Linked DNA regions of Mus musculus: region 1 is linked to region 2. The links are chromatin loops, found by intact Hi-C in ENCODE. Cell type or tissue: heart. All regions are shown on one strand. Each heading gives the region's core, and the rest is flanking DNA. Links, peaks and the distances in the headings are about the cores only.

What was found. Peaks named below come from ENCODE experiments on the same cell type or tissue, not always from the same donor. Only the 100,000 strongest peaks of a DNase experiment are listed, where the experiment ranks them.
Region 1: a loop joins it to region 2, with 2.3 times the contacts of the local background. A loop is called at or near these places in 2 of 42 quality-filtered maps.

The regions. Positions count from the first base shown.
Region 1 is chr14:23,525,013-23,535,180 of GRCm38, forward strand. It overlaps Kcnma1 (potassium large conductance calcium-activated channel, subfamily M, alpha member 1), which reads right to left. Exons shown (of 28, transcript NM_001253364.1): 7 at 5,207-5,282; 8 at 3,338-3,508; 9 at 1,713-1,804. Among named protein-coding and RNA genes, the nearest start is that of 5430425E15Rik, 20 kb to the left of the region's middle. In heart, for the core only: a CTCF peak has its summit at 4,938 (motif pointing left); no DNase peak of the experiment used is centred there; H3K27me3 peaks cover 458 bases.
Region 2 is chr14:23,193,576-23,203,743 of GRCm38, forward strand. No RefSeq gene overlaps it. Among named protein-coding and RNA genes, the nearest start is that of Gm10248, 100 kb to the left of the region's middle. In heart, for the core only: a CTCF peak has its summit at 5,614 (motif pointing right); no DNase peak of the experiment used is centred there.

The DNA.
Region 1 (10,168 bases), core at 1,347-9,346, 330 kb after region 2:
CCTCTTGGCTTGAGATAAATGACGGAGGAAAATCTTTGGGCTTATTTGGCCTTTTGGAACCAATGGATGGCCCAGACATCAGAACAGCTTGGTTCTAACCTAATCCAGGGTTGTTAAGATAATAGGAAGGGGAAAGGCCTACAGGGGGAGATGGAAAGACATGCCGCCTTACTGAGAAGGTGCCAACTGGCCTCTTTTCCCACTGTCCTTTGTGTCTATGAAAGGAAACTGCTGTCCTGTGGGTAGTTCAAGGAAATGAGCCCTTTCTCCACCTCCTCATTTTCTAAACAGAGGACTGGACACCTGAGCTCAGGATGTGTTGGACTCAATAATCAGAGTGAGGCTCCCTGGGCTTCATCCAGCAGGGCCAACTGTCATGACAGAGAGGCAGCCATGGGAGAAGGCCCTACAAGCCAGGCTCTAGTTTTCTTAAACACCAAACTAAGGTAATAATTTGACAGTCAGTTAGAATAAGTAAGAAAATAAAACAGTTCCATGATAGGGGACAGGGGACTGGCATGAAAGGGCCCATTTTCTGCATTTTAATAGAGATGCAGATGTCGGTCCCTGGTATGTCTATCAGTGCACATCCTCCTAGGGGTATACAGCGTGCTTGACCATTTTATTCTATGCACATCATACCCTGAATTAAGAACAAAGCGGATTGGCCCCCAAGAGCTTTCAGAGCAAGTTCTTAGTGACCTTTGAAGACAGTTGCAACCATCCCATCCTTCTGCCTTAGCTCCTCCACTGAGATGGCCCTACTAGAGGATCAGAAGACCAAGGTTCCAGCATGAACATCAGAATAAGACTTCTGGTCCCTGCTGGACTCACGCTCTGATACTGGTGCTGATGATATTGGTACTGATGATACTGATGCTGAAAAAGTTACCTGAGCAGAAACTTGAATAGTTCCCAAGAGGAAAACCTTCACATTTGAGAAATAAAACAAAAATCCATATCTCTAATTGCCTGTGGCACCCTGACACCCTAACTGCAATACTTCCTGCCCAGGAGGCATTTCCACTGTGTAATGAAACCCTTTATCAGCAAGGTCTCCTGGCAGCCACTGGCATTTTCAGTAGGGAGGATGGGCCAGGCCTTGGCCTGTGCCTGACACAAAGGACAGTGGGAAAAGAGTTCTAGCCCATTAGTGTGCATGCCAGACCTACCAGGAAGTCATGAGACCTCAGTTGCAGAGACCAGAATTTGATCATATCACCAGCTCGTGAAATGAGCTTGGTGAATATGATAAGGTATGAGAGCAGAAGATATGGTTCCAGGTGCACATGGACACCTTTGAATATATTTACTGTTATCTCTTGGACACTGTAAATGGTCACAAGACCTCAAGATGGTCCAATCACCTCCCATGCTCTGAAACCAGTCTTCTGCAGAATGCACACCCTCCCTCATTAAAAAAAGCAGGAAGGGGGGATAGCGAGAAGGGCTTGATTCAATGCCACTGCTCCAGGGACTTTCCAAGTCACTCAAGCACATGTCCTCAGGTGCAGCTGACTTACTTTCTGCCTCCATGTTTGTTAAAAGTCCCGCCGAATTTATTCCGATTCAGGATGAGAGCAGCAATTTCGGGCACGTAGCGGGCAAACATTGCCTACATGCATGAGACAAAGAAACAAGAGCCAAACAGAAATGGCATGCAGAGAGGCCCCTACGCCGCGGAGGCCACAAAAACCTCTTGGCATACTTACTTTCTTCCACTAACCGCGCTATAGGAGCCCCCGTATTTCTTGCGGTTTCCTATTAACTCTATGATTTCAGGGACGTAGCTGGCAAACATGGCCTGAGGAGAAGAGGGGAGACAGAGAGAGACTAAAAAGACAGGCCAAAGAAAGGGTGACCTTTTCAGAAGGGGGATACTAAGATCTGAAAACACAAAAGGATTAGACCTGCAAAGGTGCGGATTCATGTGTTGGATTATACAACAATAACAGAACAAAGGGGAAAGCTCCTGAAACCACACAGAATGAAACATACGTGAGTTGACCTAGACAGTAGAAAACAATAAACCACAGTCAAGAAAAATATAAAGGAGACAAGCGTAAATGAGCTGACATCTTGTAGAATGATGCCAAGTATTCACACACACACACACACACACACACACATTCATGACAGGCACTCATGGATACACACATGCATGGACACACACGTATGTGCACATACATACACATATGTGTACACAGGTACACATGCATGTACACGCATGCACACTTACACACACATGTATACATTTCTGTCAAAAAGTCCTTCCACATAACACTCAAAGGAGAATTTTTTATGAGTAGCTAAAGATACTAAACACTAAAAAGAAGATTTAAAAATAAACATTTTCATTTAAAAATGACTAAAAAGCATAAGAGGTCAACTTTGGAAATCACACAAGAGGAAAGGATGGATAGCAAGGAGACACGGAGCTGCCATGTTTTACCCAACAAAGTCTGTTCTGTGGCTGGATAATGGGGTCTCCTGAACTACGGGACCCTGCAGGGATGCTGCTAATGTCCACCCACACACACATTTATATACATTTTTCAAAATGTATATGTCCTATGCATACAAAACAGAGAGAAATGTATGCATCACTTCATATAAATGTGTGTGCAGTGCACATGCGCCACAGCTGTGTGTGGACTAGAATCTCAGTCACTTACCTCATACACAGAAAAAAAAAAAATCAGACTTCGCTATAAGCTACTTTGAAAGAGAAAATGAAGCAACTGTTCCCTGGAATTACATTGAATGCAGTGATTTCTTGCTACATAGGAACCAGTGAAACTTGTTCCAAGGAGAGAAATGGAGCGGGCTTTAGACACAGTTATGTCCTGACTATAATGACATTTCCTAAGTGAAGGGACCCTGCTCTTTAGGGGCAGGTGCCAGCCACAGTGTTTGTTGGAAGTTTGGGGAGGAACATTAAGGGGAGGGGAGCTCTTGAAACCGCCATCTATCTACAGAGTCTGGACAGCATCTACCAGAATCAACAGCAGCTACAATATCTGATAGTGAATTCCATTACTAAAGGACACTCTCATTTATTAATGGCATGCCTCCCTTAAAACGATTAGGTTTGCTCCTAGTGACATGGCTGTCCCCAGTGAGGACAATATGTCTGGTTCTAAGGGATAAGCATAACACTAAAGAAATATGCAACAAAGACACTATGGTATTTGGATTTAGCTCTCCTGGTTGCATTAAGGCAGTTACTTGCTTCCAGTGCAAAACACATTAAAAATACTATGTCTAAGGAAGTGGGCATTGGAAAATATTAATAATCATTAAAATAGATACAATAAGAAAGAGGGCTTTTTTTTACCAGTCCCCCGAGGATGAAGAAGACCATGAAGAGGCGTCCAAGTGTGGTTTTTGCATAAACGTCCCCATAACCCACTGTAGACATTGTGACCATGAGTAAGTAGACACATTCCCAGTACGTAAGTGCCTGGTTGTTTTGGAAATTTTCCCATGGGTCCCCTGAATTCTCCACCTACAGCAAGGGAGGGGGGAGGGAGAGAAAAGAAAGCCATCAGATGTTCATATGTACAGTATATGCAAACCAGGATGCCCAGAGCTCCTGAAAGTTGTTTTTTACATACGCTTCATATTCGCAGTACAGAATAGATGATTCTCATTGCTAGTCACTAAGGCATGATTCACCAGAAACCCCAGGGGGTATCAGGACAGGGATGAGGAGGAGCAGCGCTGGTGTGCTTTCCTACGCATCGCTGATGCTTGATACACTTTACAGCATCTCTTTAAGGCAGGTGCTAGATGCTTCCTTCTGCCAGTCCCTTGGGGATTCCTGCTGAGACTCTAGACTTTCCTTTCATTCGTGTAACTAAGAACACCAGACCCAACATCTTTGGGACACATCTACAGCCTGAATCCAAAGCATCATCTCTGCTTCTGGGACTGCTTGTCTTTCTTCACCAGAGCCCACCAGCAATTCTGAGCTCCGAGGTTTGGAAATTTCCTCCGAAACAAGAGAAGTGACCTCTTGGAAACTGCAGACACATGCACACACACACACACACACACACACACACACACACACACCATCAGAGAAATGGCTGCAGACGTCTTCAAAATGGCCCTTGAGCCAATAGTTTCTGCTTGTGCTGCAGAGTTCCTGAGGTCTGCGCAGATGCTCAGTTCTGTGAGCTTGGCTGAAGCCCAGCAGGGAGCAAAGAGTGGGGGCTACAGCAGGATTTGGGGAACCTGAGCCCAGAACTGGCAATTGGCTTCAGAAGGAACTGAATGATAAAAGGTGAAGGTTGACTAGTTACACAGGGACTGGAGACGTGGCTCAATGGTTAGGAACCATTGTTCTTGCAGAAGGACTGGAATTCAATTTCCAGCATTCACTTCTAGAGAGCCTAAAGCCCTCTGCTTCCCTCCAGGGGTACATCCACACATGTGCACATATCCCTACAGTAAAACACAGGCATACACATAATTAAAATATGTATAGGACTCTTGCAAAATCCACAATTATCTTGTTTAGCAGATGGAAACAAAGTCACTTATGCTAAGTTTTATAGTCTGGTGGGGGCTTCTTCTGATTGTAACAGTTTATGTGCAGATGAAATGTACATTTCATAGTAACTATTCTCTCTGAAAGCAGGCTAGAGAACTCTGCCTTGGGGAGGTAGGAAAGGTTTGACTTGGTAATAGCATTCAAAGAGTCATTAGTTTTTAAAAACAAAAAAACAAAAACAAAACCATTTGGGGGTTTTGAAACGACTTGAGAAGTCATCTAGCAAGACAGTCAAAAGCAGCTTTTTTGTGCGAGAGAAGTAGGGACAGATCCCAGGATTTGCATTTGTTGTTTACAAAGAGCTGTTGAAGTTCAAACTTTCAGTATAGGTGCCAGACTTTTCCTGGGCGTTTGCTGTGGAAGCACTGCCATCTTGTGGCCTTCTGAGGTTATTGCATACAGAGTGAAAAACTAGGCAAGTCTCCCTGAAGCAATACAGGTGAAGCTGAAAGATGTCGGTTGGTCCTAGGAACATTACTCACTATTTGGAACCAGTTTGAGGGGTGGAAGTTAAGGGTAGGGAATTCTGAAAATTGAGTAGCTTGTCCCACTTTCCTGTATGTACAGCTAAACTTGTCTCTTTCCAAGAAAACAAATGTTAAGTAATAAAACGGCCTAGCAAGGGCCTGCTCCATGCCAGCTACTTACCAAGTGGATGAATCCAGCTGCAGTCAGCCACGTGCTGATAAATATGGAGAGCAGATTCACCAGCTTGATGGAGTTACTGTACAAAGGAGACAAGAAGAGTCCCAAAGTTACAGAGAGAAGACCCGTATGGAACTGCCCGATGGTGTCACAGTCTCCCTTCTGGGGCAGAAGCAGGCTGCTGTCATCATAAGGAAATTTGACTCAGGGGAGAAACATTGGTCAGGAATGAGGCTCTCAACAGAGTCTGTAGGAAAATCACAGCCAGACCCTACATTAACCCCTCAAACGTTGCTAAAACTTAACTTGTCTAAAACAAAACCCTTCAAATATATATTAAAAAGAAACCAGAGAGAAGAGTAAATAAAATTTGTGTATCCTTCACCTAAATTGACATTTCCCCATGACTTCATCATCTCTGCAAGTATGTCTTATTTTCTTCAGTGTGATAATTCTTTCTGGTTGTATTTGTTTTGTTTGAGCCATTGTGTTGTGGACATCACCGCCCAACCTCTAATCACCGCGGCATTCTGCTCCGAAGAGCAGACACCATGCAGTAGAATCTGGACACATCTGTATATCAGAAAACGAACTGAATTCAGCAATGCGATCTAGCATACAATCCCAATTTAAATGCCAGTTGTCCTGAAGTTATATTTAATGGTGTTTCCATCACGTTCATCTTGCAGAAAAGAACTCTGTCTCCCACCTCCTGTTCTCCCATTCCCGGCCCTATGCAGCCTGTGGTGCTTTGAATAGGTATGGCCCCCATACATTCATGTGTTTGAATGCTTGGCCCAGAGGAAGCACTATTAGGAGGTGTGGCCTTGTTGAAGTGGGTGTGGTTTTGTTGGAGAAAGTGTGCCGCTGTAGGGGTGAGCTTTGAGATCTCATATGCTCCAGCTATGCCCAGTGTGGTACACAGTCACTTCTACTGCCTGTGGATCAAGACGTACAACTCTCAGCCCATTCACCAGCACCACATCTGCCCGCAGGCTGCCATGCTTCCCACCATGATGATAATGGACTGAACGTCTGAACTTTAAGGCAGCCCCAATTAAATGTTTTCCTCTATAAGGGTTACTGCCGTCAGAATATCTCTTCACAGCAACAGAAACCCTAAGACACAACCCCCGCAGAAGCTAATCCTTCTCTTTGGGTAATCCATCTATGGTAACACTGCCCTCTTTCTGCCTATTTCTTTCTCTTGGGTAATATATTATCTACTTTCTAATGGCTTAGAAGGTTAACAATGGTGACATCTGAGACTTTCACAGTATGTACGCAGTGCACCCACACACCATCATGCTGATGTTTGATGTATACTGACTAATTTCTCATAGGATCCTTCAAGATCATCTGGGGGAACTGGGAAACTGACAAGTTTAGTTCAGTAGGCCCCACAGTTGGAGATGGAAATGTGGCCATTTCAGCCACTTTCAGATCTATTACTGCACAGCCACAGTGTCATGTCAGTGGCATTGATGGCTGCTAGCTTTTGGATCCTGAGCATACCGCTAAAAGGGCAGGATGGAGGCTGTTGTTGCTCAGCCTGGGGAATTCGTAAGGGAGGCCTCCTAACAAAGGCTGCGATCATGTTTCCTGGGTGGAGCATGAGGAATGGAGCTTTCTCTGCTTGTATTTATATAACTGAAGAGAGGAATCCAAGTTCCCGGTTTGCCTGGCATTGATTCTGACAGTTCAGGACAAGAATGAGTAAACACTTCCAAAGTTGTGGGTGAAACTAGCCTTTTGAGGTGTGTGGGATGACATCCTCGGGGTTGGAAACCATATGCCAGCAAAACAGCAGACTGTCCATCCTGGGCATCTTGGTCCTCGCCAGGATCACCCACCATTTGTGGTCCCTGAGGACTGCTGGGGCTTTTTGATGTACTAAGTATTTGCTTGCGTCCTCCCCCTCTTCACTCTTTCTGCTAATGCAGGTGGTAGGTGAGAACACCACTGTCACTCACTATTGAGGAAACCGAGCATTAGGGGGTGTAGATAGCTTGCCTGGGAATCACAGCTACAAGTGGCAGGCCTCATCTAAGTAGCTTGGGAACACACTATAGGAAGCCTCAGGGATCCTCTTTTCCCTTACCCTGTAGTTTGCCCATCATCACTTCCTAACGACCAATCTCCCCACAGCTACTGACATGGGAGACCAAGGTGTCCACCAAGGACTTCCTTTACTAAATAATCCAGTGGAATTCAGCCAACATCAACATCAGCCAACAGAGAAGCCTGCCAGAGTTTTCAGGAACTTTGTGGAAGAGAGTTCTAATCCATCTCAGATACAATCCTTGAGAAGACCTCCAGAGAACAAACCCAAAAGAGATGAAGAGAGGAGCAGAATCTTAAGGAGGGAAGCTGACAGCCTGAGTGCAGATATGCCAAAAGTCTGTCACTCCCTCTGGGACCCAGTCACTCTGCCACTTGCCTAGACACAATTGAAATGGCTCACATCTAGAATGTTCTCAGAGAACATACGAATTGGCCATATCCGCCCACTTTGTGACCTGATACGGTTAGCTCCAGGGCTCTGGATGCTGTGGTATGAAGCTAGCACTCCCAAGCACAAGGCTGCTTGTGCTAACTCCTGACCTTCAAGCCTTTTCCAGACATCTCAATGAGTCACTCTGTGCTTCACCTCATATCAAGCGAAGTTCTCTGACAGAGAATGGAATTGCCAACTGAAAAAACAGAAGTTTGAGGCTTACCCTGTCTCATCAGCTATGTTACCACTAAACCTTGCTCCAGGCAAATTTCTCAATGGAAAATCAAAGCAGAGCAGCCCATTCCCCTGTCTCTCCCTTTCGAGCCCCCTAAGACGTGATCTGATATTGAAGAGAAGCAAGTAGTAGGGAGAGCAGGTAGCCTATGGCAGAGAGAGGAGAGGCATGTGCTGCTCTCTATTTCCAGGGGAGAATTCAACACCTAATTGAGTCACTTACAGACTCCCAGATCCTCAGGGCCTGCGAAAGCACTGCACCATCAAAAACCATGCAGAGTCTTTTCAAGATATTAAATCTACTGACGTCTCTTGGTGCTTTGGGGAAATGGCCTAAATATGGTGATTATTAATCTCTAAATGATTGTCACTGGGACATTAATGGTGCTTAAGGGAGCTCTTGCTGAGTGCAGAACATTTAATCACCACTGCTGAGACAGACCAGGTTTGTTGTGGAAATCTGATTAATTGTATGACATCAGCAACATCACAGATTGTTCGCACGAGGAAGTGGACTTCCAAGCTGAACCCTATGACCAAGTTAATATCTGAAAGCTATGTAGAAAACCTGCAAGATTAACCCCAATGATGGGTGTTCTCTGTCCGCTGGGATGTGGACTTTGACATCTGGAAGATGACTGCTTCAAAGGAGGGAGGGGTTGCCAGCAGAAGACATTGAGTATTTGTGGCAAAAAGAGTCATTGGAGATGGCTATCTGCAGCCTTCCTGGCCAAGCCCAAAGGCTTGAATCAAACATGAAATTATCAGTAGTTAGAGTGGCACTGACCATGCAGAGTCTAGCTCCTTGCTTTGAAGGAGAGATTGTGATCCGATCATGAAAACCTGCCCCCTCTTTTTGTAAGTGTCATTTCTGTGTTTTTATGGAAACTTGTGAATTCCCATACATGAATTCTCCGTGGCTGTTCTGGTTTGGTATATGTCTTAGTTACTTTTCTGTTGCTATCATAAGATACCAGGACTAAAGCAATTGATAGAAAAAAAGCATTTATTGGGGCAAGTCCATAGCCATTATGTCTGGGAGCATGGCAGCAGATATGCAGGTATGGCCCTAGAGCAAAAGCTGGGAGGATCCATCCTTATCACTAGGCAAGGGGAAGGGACTGGTGTGGCCTTTGACACTTCAAAGTAACACACCTCCTTCAACAAGGCCCCACCTCTCAATCCCTCCCAAACAGTTCTACCAAACTAGAAACAAGTATTCAAATACATGAGCCTCTAGAATCCATTCTTATTCAAACCACCACAGGAGGACATGTTTCCCAAGGGCTCATAGGTTAAGAGGACTTGTTCCTCACCTGGTGATACTATTTTGGGAGAGTCTGAAAACTTTAGGAAATGGGGCTTAGATGGAGGAAGTAGGTTAGAAATATTAGAAGCCATGTATTCCTGGTGGCTACATCTTGTCTCTGATGTCTTCTCCCATTTTCTACTTATTTTCCCTCTCTCTAGGTAGCTATGAGGTGACCAACTTTGCTTTCTCAGGACACTCCACTTTGCCACCAGGCAGGAGCAACAAGGCTAGCCAACCATGGGTCAGAAACCTCTGAAACTCTGAGCTCAAATAATTTTCCTTGCTTATGTTGTTTTCTCAGGAATTTTGGCACAGTCTGACTAACACTGAACTCCAGTCATTGATATGGGTGGACAGAGTGATTCATCAATAGGCAAGCGATAGTCTGACTGATCAGTGACCTTTCCCAGGACCCCTAGGTGCTGGGAGAGAGTCTGATTTCGAAAATTATATCAGTAAAGCCAAAGCTGCCAAGGGTTCATCTCTGCCCTTACAGAAAATAGAACATGTCCTGGTGAACCTTGAAAATGCCAGCCACTTTGCACAAGAAAGCACAAATTCTGCCCTCTTGCTGACTGCTACCTTGCTTCTGGTTGAGGGCACAGCCAGGAGCCAACAGCCATTTTTATCTTTTCCTTGCAACATTTGCTAGGTAGCTAAGAAGTGTCCCAATTTAAAGCATTGACTGGACCAGGTCACACTGAGATTAATGAACTTTGTGATACAAAATGAATCAAAATCTGTTGGGAGCCGCCCCCACATTCGCCGTCACAAGATGGCGCTGACATCCTGTGTTCTAAGTGGTAAACAAATAATCTGCGCATGTGCCAAGGGTATTTTACCACTGCATGTACTCTGCCTTTCCCGTGACGTCAACTCGGCCATGGGCTGCAGCCAATCAGGGAGTGATGCGTCCTAGGCA
Region 2 (10,168 bases), core at 1,195-9,194:
AACTTAATGTCTGACAGAGAATTTCACCAAATGCCCCCACTTACCAGCTGGATGGTGCTGCTAAGAATATCCCAGTGGGGTATATATTCAGACTCTATAATAACACTGACAAAATAGATAAGCCAGTCAAATGCTTATAAAGAACCAGCATGTCCCAGGCACCGTTCTACAATAACCTGGAGTTATTGTCTTTAAGTCTCATAACAAAAGTACATAATTTGTCTACATTTTACAACTGAAGAAACAAACATAGGAAGAAATCAACTACATTATTTACTTAGTGTGAGTGTGTGTGTGTGTGTGTGTGTGTGTGAGAGAGAGAGAGAGAGAGAGAGCGAGCATATGTGTGTATGTGTTTGTAGGTATATGTGTGTGCAGATACATATTTGTGTATACAGGCATATATGTGTGTGTAAGTGTGTGGAGGTATGAGGACAAGTTGTGAGTGCCAGATATTTCTTTAACCACGTGGGTCCTGGATAAAGAAATCAGCTCATCAGACTTAGCAGCAGGAGCTTGTGCCCAATAAAGAATTGAAACGTAACAACCAAGAAACTTACCCATGATCCCAGACTTGATGGTGTTTGGGCTCATGCTTGTTTCAGTTCAAAACAAATGTGTCTCCCCAGCAATGAGTGATGATACCGTCAGAGTAGTACATACACTAAATCCCAACTTCTTGATCTCTCTCCCACTGAAACAGAGGGGGCTCGAGTTGTCCTTATGCCTTAACTTCCTCACTTCTTAAAGAAAGTGATTTCTTTACATAACCTTCATCTGAGAAATCTAAATACATGGTGGATAGGAAAGTGTGGAGTTCAACATGAAGTCTGCAAATGAGTCTGATATGTTTATACTAAATGAAAAGAAAATGGACATCATATAAGCACCAAAGTCAGTTTCTTTTATCCTTCAGTGATGCCTTTTAGAATATATAAGTATGAGATGGGGTGAAAAAATCCCTAAACTCAGTGATTTGAAATAAATTTTTGAGGAGATAGATGTATAGATTTATAAAGTATTGATCAATATAACCTGTATTCATATATATATAGTAGAAATAATATGAATATAGAATTATATATGTATAAAATTATTTGTCATTATCAACATGCTTGTTTCTTTTATAGGCCTCATCTTTCACAGCTATACCCAGAGCGTGGAAACTCTCACCCCTTACTGCTTCGTCCATATGGTCTCTGCTGCTTGTTTCCTGTCTACTTTGTAGTCCCTAACTTCGCTTAAAAGCATTTCTAATTTTCTCACTTTGAAAAGTGAATTGTAAAATGCAGTTTAAATAAGGAATGTTTTGTACCAAGAAAACTAAGGCCTTATTTCGTACACACACCCCAACAACAAATGCCAAAAGCATCATAGATTTGAGGCTCATGAATAATGTATATCATCCAATTAACTACAAACGCTGTTGAGTTCTTGTGACTGGTAGGCAATGCTAGTTCTGGCCTTAGCATGGGTATCAAGGCTGAAGGGCAAAAATACAGCTTGGAGAGGCAAATGTGTGTGCATGTGTGCATGTGTTCATGTGCTTATATGTGACAACTAAACTCCTGAAACCTGTAGCATGCTCATTATGCCCAGGGAGATAAAGTTCCCATGCCAAGTATATAGAGAGATGTGAGAATTTTCTCAACCATAAACAGACCTCATCTTAAATTTCTGCATCTCCAAACCTTCTCCTTAATAGCTTAGTTGTTGGTCGCTCACCCTGTCCCCAGCTTGCAAACCATCAAGTCTAATTGGCCAGCTCCCTTCGCTTCCAAGCTGGAATGCCTAAGATGAGTGGCCTCTAGAGACTCCAGCTGAGACTCCAGCAGTGACTATCCATAGCTATAGCTCATTCCCCATTCTCTCCTTTCAGCTCAATTAAAGGTTCTCTCTCTCTCTCTCTCTCTCTCTCTCTCTCTCTCTGTGTATGTTGGGGTGCCTATGTATGTGTTAATACATAGATTCATGTGTCTGTACAGGTGAATGTGCAGGTATATGACCAGGTATGTATGTGAATGTGGAGGCCAGAGGACAACCTTGGCTATTGTTTCTCAGACACCTTGCTGTTTTATTGTTTTGTTTTCTTTTATTCTCTGAGATAGGCTTTCTTACCAACTCAGATCTTGCCAAATAAGCAAGGCTTGATGGTCAGTTAGCTCCAGGAAACTCTTATCTCCCTAATCCTTACTCCCTAACGCCGGTGCAAGTGTATATGACACCACACCTGGAGCTTGTTTATTAAAACAAATGAGCAAACAAAGAAACAATTCTGGGAACCAAACTTGGGCCCTCATACTTGCAAGGCAAGCATTTTGCCGACAGCCATCCCCTGACATTAAGGAACTCTGTTTCAACAACCAATCTTCTTAGCTCTCTTCTGAAGGCTACTGAATTAGATGTGTTTTCACTTACCAAAACCACAGGCCAGGAGGACTGATACCAAGGCATAGTTGCCACACACCCTGACATTTTACTCCCAGAACTTCATTTTCCCCATCAGAAATAAAAGAAGGTAAGCAAATGTAGCCAGGATAGCTGCACACCCAAAAGCCGTATTCTTGCCGCATGGATGACATCCCATGTACATGTTAGTGATTATTCTTTGGCTTTGAGTGTATACATGCCCTCACTTACAGCTTTATAAATGGACATGAGGGATCCCCAGAGTGTGGGCTGCTCTGATCCTCATTAACATCATTCATAAAAGTATCCATCCATCAGGGTTTCCATTTGTAGGATTTAGTTGTGCCAAGTCACAGAGCAATGCAGTGGTTCCTTGTCATTATGCCATCTAATAAGGAATGCTGGAGACAGAATGGGGGTGGGGAGGTGCTGGGGGAGTTGAAATTTCTCCTTATAACTCAGGACTGACAAGTGCTGCCCAGCATCTCTCGGTGGATCCAATTTAACACCAGAGGAAGCAGTGACTCAGACTAACTTAAATATCTCAGGACGAGTTTCACCTTCTCCTAGGAGGCCATAACAGTTCAATTGCATAAGTGCAAATTTATTGAAAGTGGTTTGCTGCTTAGCTTCTCTCTATTGGCAGTAATGGAGTTTAAATTTATAGCAGGCTGATGAATTTCAGATAAGAGAACCATTACCTTACAACAACATTAAGGAAAAATATATAACTGTGATTGCTGAACCTCGAATGTGTATTGTTGGAATGAGGGGAGATGGATGATGGGGGCTGACATTTGCAAATGCAATCCCTTTCCATCCTCACGGTGCTAGCCCAGGATCTTGAAAGCCTGGCAGATTCAAGAAAGGGCTGGGGATAACGATGCTTTATAGCAAAAGAGTGGGGATAGGAGATAATCTATGGGAAAGGGATCTTTCTTTCTCTTTAGTAATATAATTGGAGGTATCTCTCGGCAATGTGCCAAAGCTGTAGCACAGACTTAGGTCGTTCATTTTTGGTACTTATAATGCATCTCTCCTGTGGTTATTTTTCCTCGGGATAAGACTTTGTCTTTCCACAGGGTGAGACTCTAGCACTATACAGATTAAAATGATGACTGCAAGCACAGCAGAGAGGTTCAGGGAGACCTGGGCTTCTCTGTTACTTGAAGTTATATGGAAAAGAGAGAGCACTAGAGTGAGAGCTGGAGAGAGAGAGAGAGAGAGAGAGAGAGAGAGAGAGAGAGAGAGAGAGGAGGCATTGAAATAAGGTGATGACGGTGAGTCCTGTCAGGGTTTAAATGGTCATACAAAACGAACTCTTTAAGTTAAAAAAAAAAAGATACAGTTTTGCTGTGCATAAGGTGACAAGGGAAGTGAAAAATAAGTGTGTGTGTGTGTGTGTGTGTGTGTGCGCGCGCAGGGGGAGGAATCCCATAATAGAACATAAGTTTCAGATTATGAAGTGAGCTTAAGAATGTCCCCTGATTCTCATATGCACGATGTGAGAGAACTTCTTTGGAGACTATGCACACTTATGTATGCCAGTATATTCATCCATGCCTGTGTGTATGGACACCAGAGGTCAATGTCAAGTGTTTTTCTATATGGATCTCTGTAGTATTTTTGAGACAGGATCTTGGACTGTAGCTAAAGATCCCTGGTTTGGCAATACTGGCTGACCAGCAAGTCCCTGGATTCTGCCCGTCCCTGTCCCCATCTGTATGGCTACAAGCACATGCTATGGATACTGGGCATTCAAACACAAGTCTTCATACTTGCACAGCTGATGCTTTACACACTATGCCACCAACCTAGCCCTCATAGAACTTGTTTTTAGGTTCTTTTGTATATGAGGTGATGGATACGTTACTGAGTTTGAATTATTTATTCATGTGTATGCTCAAAAAAATCTCACCATCCCACAAAATACATGCAATTATTTTTTCAATTTTACTTTTATTTTATGTGCATTAGTGTTTTGTCTGCATATGTCTGTCTGTATGAGGGTGTCAGATTTTGGAAGATCAATCAGTGCTCTTAACCACTGAGCCATCTATCCAGCCCTGTAATTATTACCTACTAATGTAAAAATTTAAGAATAAGAATTGAAAAACACTATTGTTTCCAGGAAGTTGGCTTCCTTGGGGTGTTTACTATGCACAGAGGTACATGGCAGGTCCACCTCAGAGGTACAGTGATCTACAGTGACTTCAAGGACCAGACTCTTGTTCTCCTCACTAAGGAGTCCTTCTGTGGCTATTCAAGGAGAGGGAGAACTTCACACAGGTTCTCAGGAAACTACTCTTGGGGTGACTTCTCTGTGGTCCTCTCTCAGCCTAGACAAGGCTTCATCTGTACAGTACAGTGTGAGGAAAACCAGCCACACATTTCTCTGAAAATGAGAAGCCTCAGAGAAAACAGTTCAATTCTCTTCATCTCCCTGAGCCCGATGGCTGACCAGAGGAAGCTATGAAAATGATGAGGTCAGTTAGGACCCCAGGTCCTCAGACTCTTGTTCCTCTCAGGACACCACAGGCAGAGAGTGGAGGGAAGAGATTTACCAAATCCTGGGTCTCCTCTAATCCCTCATGTGTGGCTGCTTCTGTGTGGCACAAACTGTTATCCATCACCAGAGGAGGCCTGGCAGTCAGTTTTAAAAGAGAAACCCCAGCTTGCTGCAAATAATAACAGGGGAATTTGTGATGAATGAATAGTTCATTTTGTAGTTATACACAGAGCGATTTTTTTTTTTTTTTTTTTTTTTTGCATAGAGAGGGGGCTGAGTTCAGTTGGCTACTCATTTATTTGGAAAAGAACCAATTATTAATTGAATCTAGCAATGTCTGAGAGAACTCAGAGAAGTAAACAGCTTGGCGCTTTGCTGGTTCTTTTCTCAGCTAACAAATGGCTTTCGGTGTGGCCCAAGCTTGGAAGGCCTTGATACTGGCATTCCTGGTTGAAGCAATTGACTGGGGGTCCTTGTTATAAATAATAGCTCAAAAGAGGTCCACACAACATGGTCTTTAATTGAAAATAGTATTTCAAATGCAAATAGCAAGACAGTAATCTATGTGGCCCCCAGGATGCCAATTGTAATTTTTCTTTTGAGCCTCTGAAGTCCTACAAATAAGTTTGTGCATGTGTGTATGTGTGGACACATGCGTATAGGTGTATGTACATGTGCAGTCAGAGATTGACAGCAGGTGTCATCCAAACTCCATCTCCATCATCTGAGTCAGACTTTCTCAACCTGGAGTTTACTGATGTAGCTAGCAATCCCCAGGGACCCCTCTGCTGCCTCCTCTCAGCCACCATACTCTGCTTTAATTTCTTACTTTTTAAAGTAAGTTATGGGGATCGGAACTCAGGTCCTCTTGCTTGCATAGCCAGCACTTAATTGAGCCATTCCTGAGCCCCATAAGCTTGTTTCTTAATTGAAGTCAATAGATAACTTTTAAACTTGGGTAATGGATGCTAACAGTAACAAAACATAATGTGTGTGTTTGTTTGTGTGTGTGTGTATTTTTGTGTGTGCGAACTAACGCAATTTTTAAGGTACTAGAAAAGCAATAGATTACTTTATTCATTTATCAGCTCAGCTTCCTAAAGGAGTTAGGACTTGCAAAAATGAATTGACTCTGCCTCTTTGTGCCCCATCTGGGCTTATAGGATTTAGTAACATGGCGCTTCTGGATTAAGAAGGACAGATCGCCTTTTTATTTTTTCCTAGCCCCATTTTAATTTTTCTCAAAACTCATAAAATATCATGAGAGTGCTTTTTAATTTTTTTCTGAAAAGCAGGAAATCGTAAGATTGATAAATAGGTTAATGTGAGCCTGATGGCTTGGTTAATTAATCACGGAGCTGAGGGACCACTGCAATTCATGTCAATTCAGACGATTTTCAGGAAATGATTTGAATCAATTGCTAATGAAATTGAGAAATTTAGGAGCCACTTTCTGACTTCCCAATGACAGGACTCATATTTAACTCAAGAGATGTGACAGTTAATGACAACATAAAAGTGCTATGAATTATTTTCCAGATCATGGGAAAATTACAGCATCTCCCCAGTGAAATGGGCCTCAGCTCATCAGCCAGAAAATAAACAGCCTTAATCACAGGCTAGGAACGCCATGATGCCGTTTAAAACCCCAGTTCTTTCGGAAATAAACAAAGACAATACTCCTTGGGAATAGTGCAATATTTCATAATGCTGTCCTTAATACAGAGTGATAGATGAACATAGCACAGCAGAATTACAAGCAAAAGACTACATGTGGAAATTACCGTGGTTTGTTATTCTTTCTCTAATTACTTTACACCGGTAGCTCTCACGCTTCCTCATCATACAGTTCCTCATGCTTTGGTGACCCCTCAACCATACCATTATTTCTGTCGTTACTTCATAACTGTAAGTTTGCTACCATTGTGATTCGTGATGTAAGTATCTGATATGCAGATGGTCTCCGTGAGTCTTCACCAACAGGTTGAGAACCACTGCCCTAAGACCTTAAAATAGATGAACCTTCATTTTTCCACTTCTTTAATTCTTGAGCTGAGTTTCCCAACCCTTTTTATATATTCTATATCATTCCATTACTTTTCATTTCAGGTTAGACTTTTAAGTTAATTTAAAGCTACATCCAGATATAACAAGACAGTTGTTGTGTGCTAATTAAATATCAATGGCAAGTGTGCTGATCAATATTTAATCTAATTAAGGTGTACACGAGGCAACAGCACTGTGTAATTAACTCAAAACAGCACCAGCAATCGGTGCATCTTTAAATTTTTTATTAATATATTTGTTAAGAATTTTTAGATCATGCTGTTTTATGGGCTTGCTTGAGAGATATAAAATGAAAATGTTTGTCAAGATGCTACTAGAGCAACTACTAAATGCAGCTTTTAATCATCTTAACAGTCTTTAAGGTTCCTGTATGGATCCAACACTCCATAAGTATGAAAGATGGCCTCACCATGAACAAGAGTCCACACAAGCAGCTAGCCTCATATAGTATCCTGTGCTGCTTTGCAAGAATAACCTGTGAGAGGGCTGATGCATACAAGAGACTTAATTTAGCTTCAGAATATTATAAGATTATTCTGTGAAAAGTTAGAGAAGAATATGCCAAGCAATAAATATTGTGGGATTGCTCTAACATGGGAATTTTAATATGGTAGCATCACAAACTCCTATGAGACTCCAAGTTAGTAAAGGTGAACTTTGATGAGAGAAGCCTTCTCTTCACTGAAATCGTTTGCATTTGGTGTGGTTTACAGATACCCACACAGGTGACAGTAAGCTCTGACCCAAGAAAAGGCAGAGTGCATAGACAATAACATGGGTAGGACTGTAAAACCTGCCTCGGTACTGAGTAAATTAAGGTGAAGGACAGACTCAAAGTCATATAATTTGTAGAATTGTTTCTTGGATGGTTTGCAATCTTACACCATAAACATCCTTGAACTAGATAGATGCCATGAAGCTACCCATTGCATATACATTCGGCTCTTCTCTGTGGTCCCCATGGTTATTGGACACTCCAACAATGTCAAACATTTTGTATATACCAACCAATATAAAGAGTAATTTGGTAAAAAAAAAAAAAAGTAGTTCTATTTCAACTTATGTTGCCTCCTTCAAGCTTAGCATTTTATTGTTGAAAGAGTAAAAGAAGATCCTGGGGCAATTTACTGTTCTCCACCTTGCTTAGCATGTATGTCTTGCTTAAGTGCTGGGCTGACATTTCTATGTTTTTATCTCTGTGAATGAAGAGGTGAGGATAACTCATACTCTCATTCTCCTTCATACCTATGAGTGATGGAGAGAGGGTTCAGCCATCATAGATTATGTACACCACATATTTTCTCCTCTCTCTTCAGGAGGGCTGCAAATGCTGGAGATGACAGTTACAGAAGATGGAAAAGCCATAAAAGCTGGGGGCTAAAGATTTTCCCAACAGCAGCAAACTTTTAAATACTTCTATGTGACTGTGTTGGTAATGAAGCCATCAGGACATGCAAGGCAAGCTAATGAGGCTGGTTGGGAGAGATCTCCCTCACTTCTGGTTTTCCAAAAATCTGATAATTAAAAATATCTTGAGTCTGCAATGTCTCCTGTCTTATCAGCCCTTTATAGCTAGATGGCTTTTAGACCTAGGCCACTGTTAAGGTCAACTAAGAGGAAGGCTCACACTGCCCTTGGTTCCCTAGGTTCCTGTCTAAATTTACTATGGTGGTGGCCGGGCTGGAGACTCAGGGCGTTCAGTCCCAGAGGCAAGGGGAAAGTGCTGACTAAATATGGAAGAGGAAGAGGAAGAGGAAAGGCCTACATATGTTTGACTTCAGACACACAGCATTATCTACTCACAGGAATGACACAATGAAATGACCAATATTTGATTGCATTTTTCATATTTAAAAAATGTTCACTAAAGATCTTTTGAAGTACAGGAGAAATGAATAGTTTACATTAAAAAGGAAAAGAAAATAAAAATCTTAGTCTGAAGCAAAATGCACAAGTAGGTATTTAGAGGAGTCTCCTCTAAGTGACATTTGGATTTCTTATAATGAAACCGTGATAACTGGTCTGTTACCTCACTCAGCATTTTCCTCCAAAGAAAAACTGGACTTTTATTTTTCTGGAATTTTCTTCAGTCTTGCCTTCTGCTACCTTATCCCCTACAACCTGCTCCCACATTTTTGGGACAAGGTATCACTATAAAATGAGAGGCTGTCCTGTGACTATGTGACCTAGACTGGCCTTGAACTCACAGCTCTCCTGTCTTTGCTTCTAGAGTGTTTGTGCTACAGGCATGAATAAGCACATGAGGTTCAAATATTTGCTTTGTATTATTGGCTTCATTAAGGCATATTTTATATATCAAAAATCATCATCAAAATATTGGTAGAACTATCTATGGATTGCTGGATAGTAGGTAGGTAGATACATAGATGATAGAAAAGTAGGAAGAAAGAAAGAGAAAGAAAAGAAAAAATGGAAGGAAGGAAGGAAGGAAGGAAGGAAGGAAGGGAGACCATTATAATAAAAATGACTAATATCTACCATTATTCCATTACACAATGGAATCTTTTAATCCTTTCCTATAAAGGCCTCTTTTATTCCTTTGCTACCAGTCCAGTCCATACCCAAGCCAAAACAACCACAAAATTAGTAGCTGTTGCTGTAGCTTCCAGCATTTTATTTCAATGGAATTGCAGAATCAATAGTTTCTATATCAGGCCCCTTTAGCTTCACAGAATGCATTTAGGATTTATCATGTCACTGATTCAATGCCTTCTACACAGCTGAGTACAGCTTCTGAAGTTGATGGCCCACAATATGTTTATCTACTAACTATCCACATGCCCCTGCTCTGTTTCCGGACTGTAGTGATGATGATTAAGTAGATATGAGTATTTGTGTGCAAGTCTTTTGATAGGCATGTTTTCATATTCTGTAATTACTGCTCAATATTGGGAAGGCTGGGTTGAGTGTTAACAGTATGCTTAATTGTGTTAAAAACCACCAAGTGCTTTTCAAAGCAGTTATGTGAGTCTGTGATAATGCCACTTCATAACCTTGCCAGCACAAAACTGCTCTTCTTTCCATTCCGGCTGCTCTTCTGGGCGTGTGGGAGTGTTTAATTCTGGTTTAAATATTCCACTTGTATTTTGGAGAAATACTCACTATCTTTTCATGAGCTCATTTGGTTGTTTACTGTCTTTGATGAAGAATCCATTCAAGTAA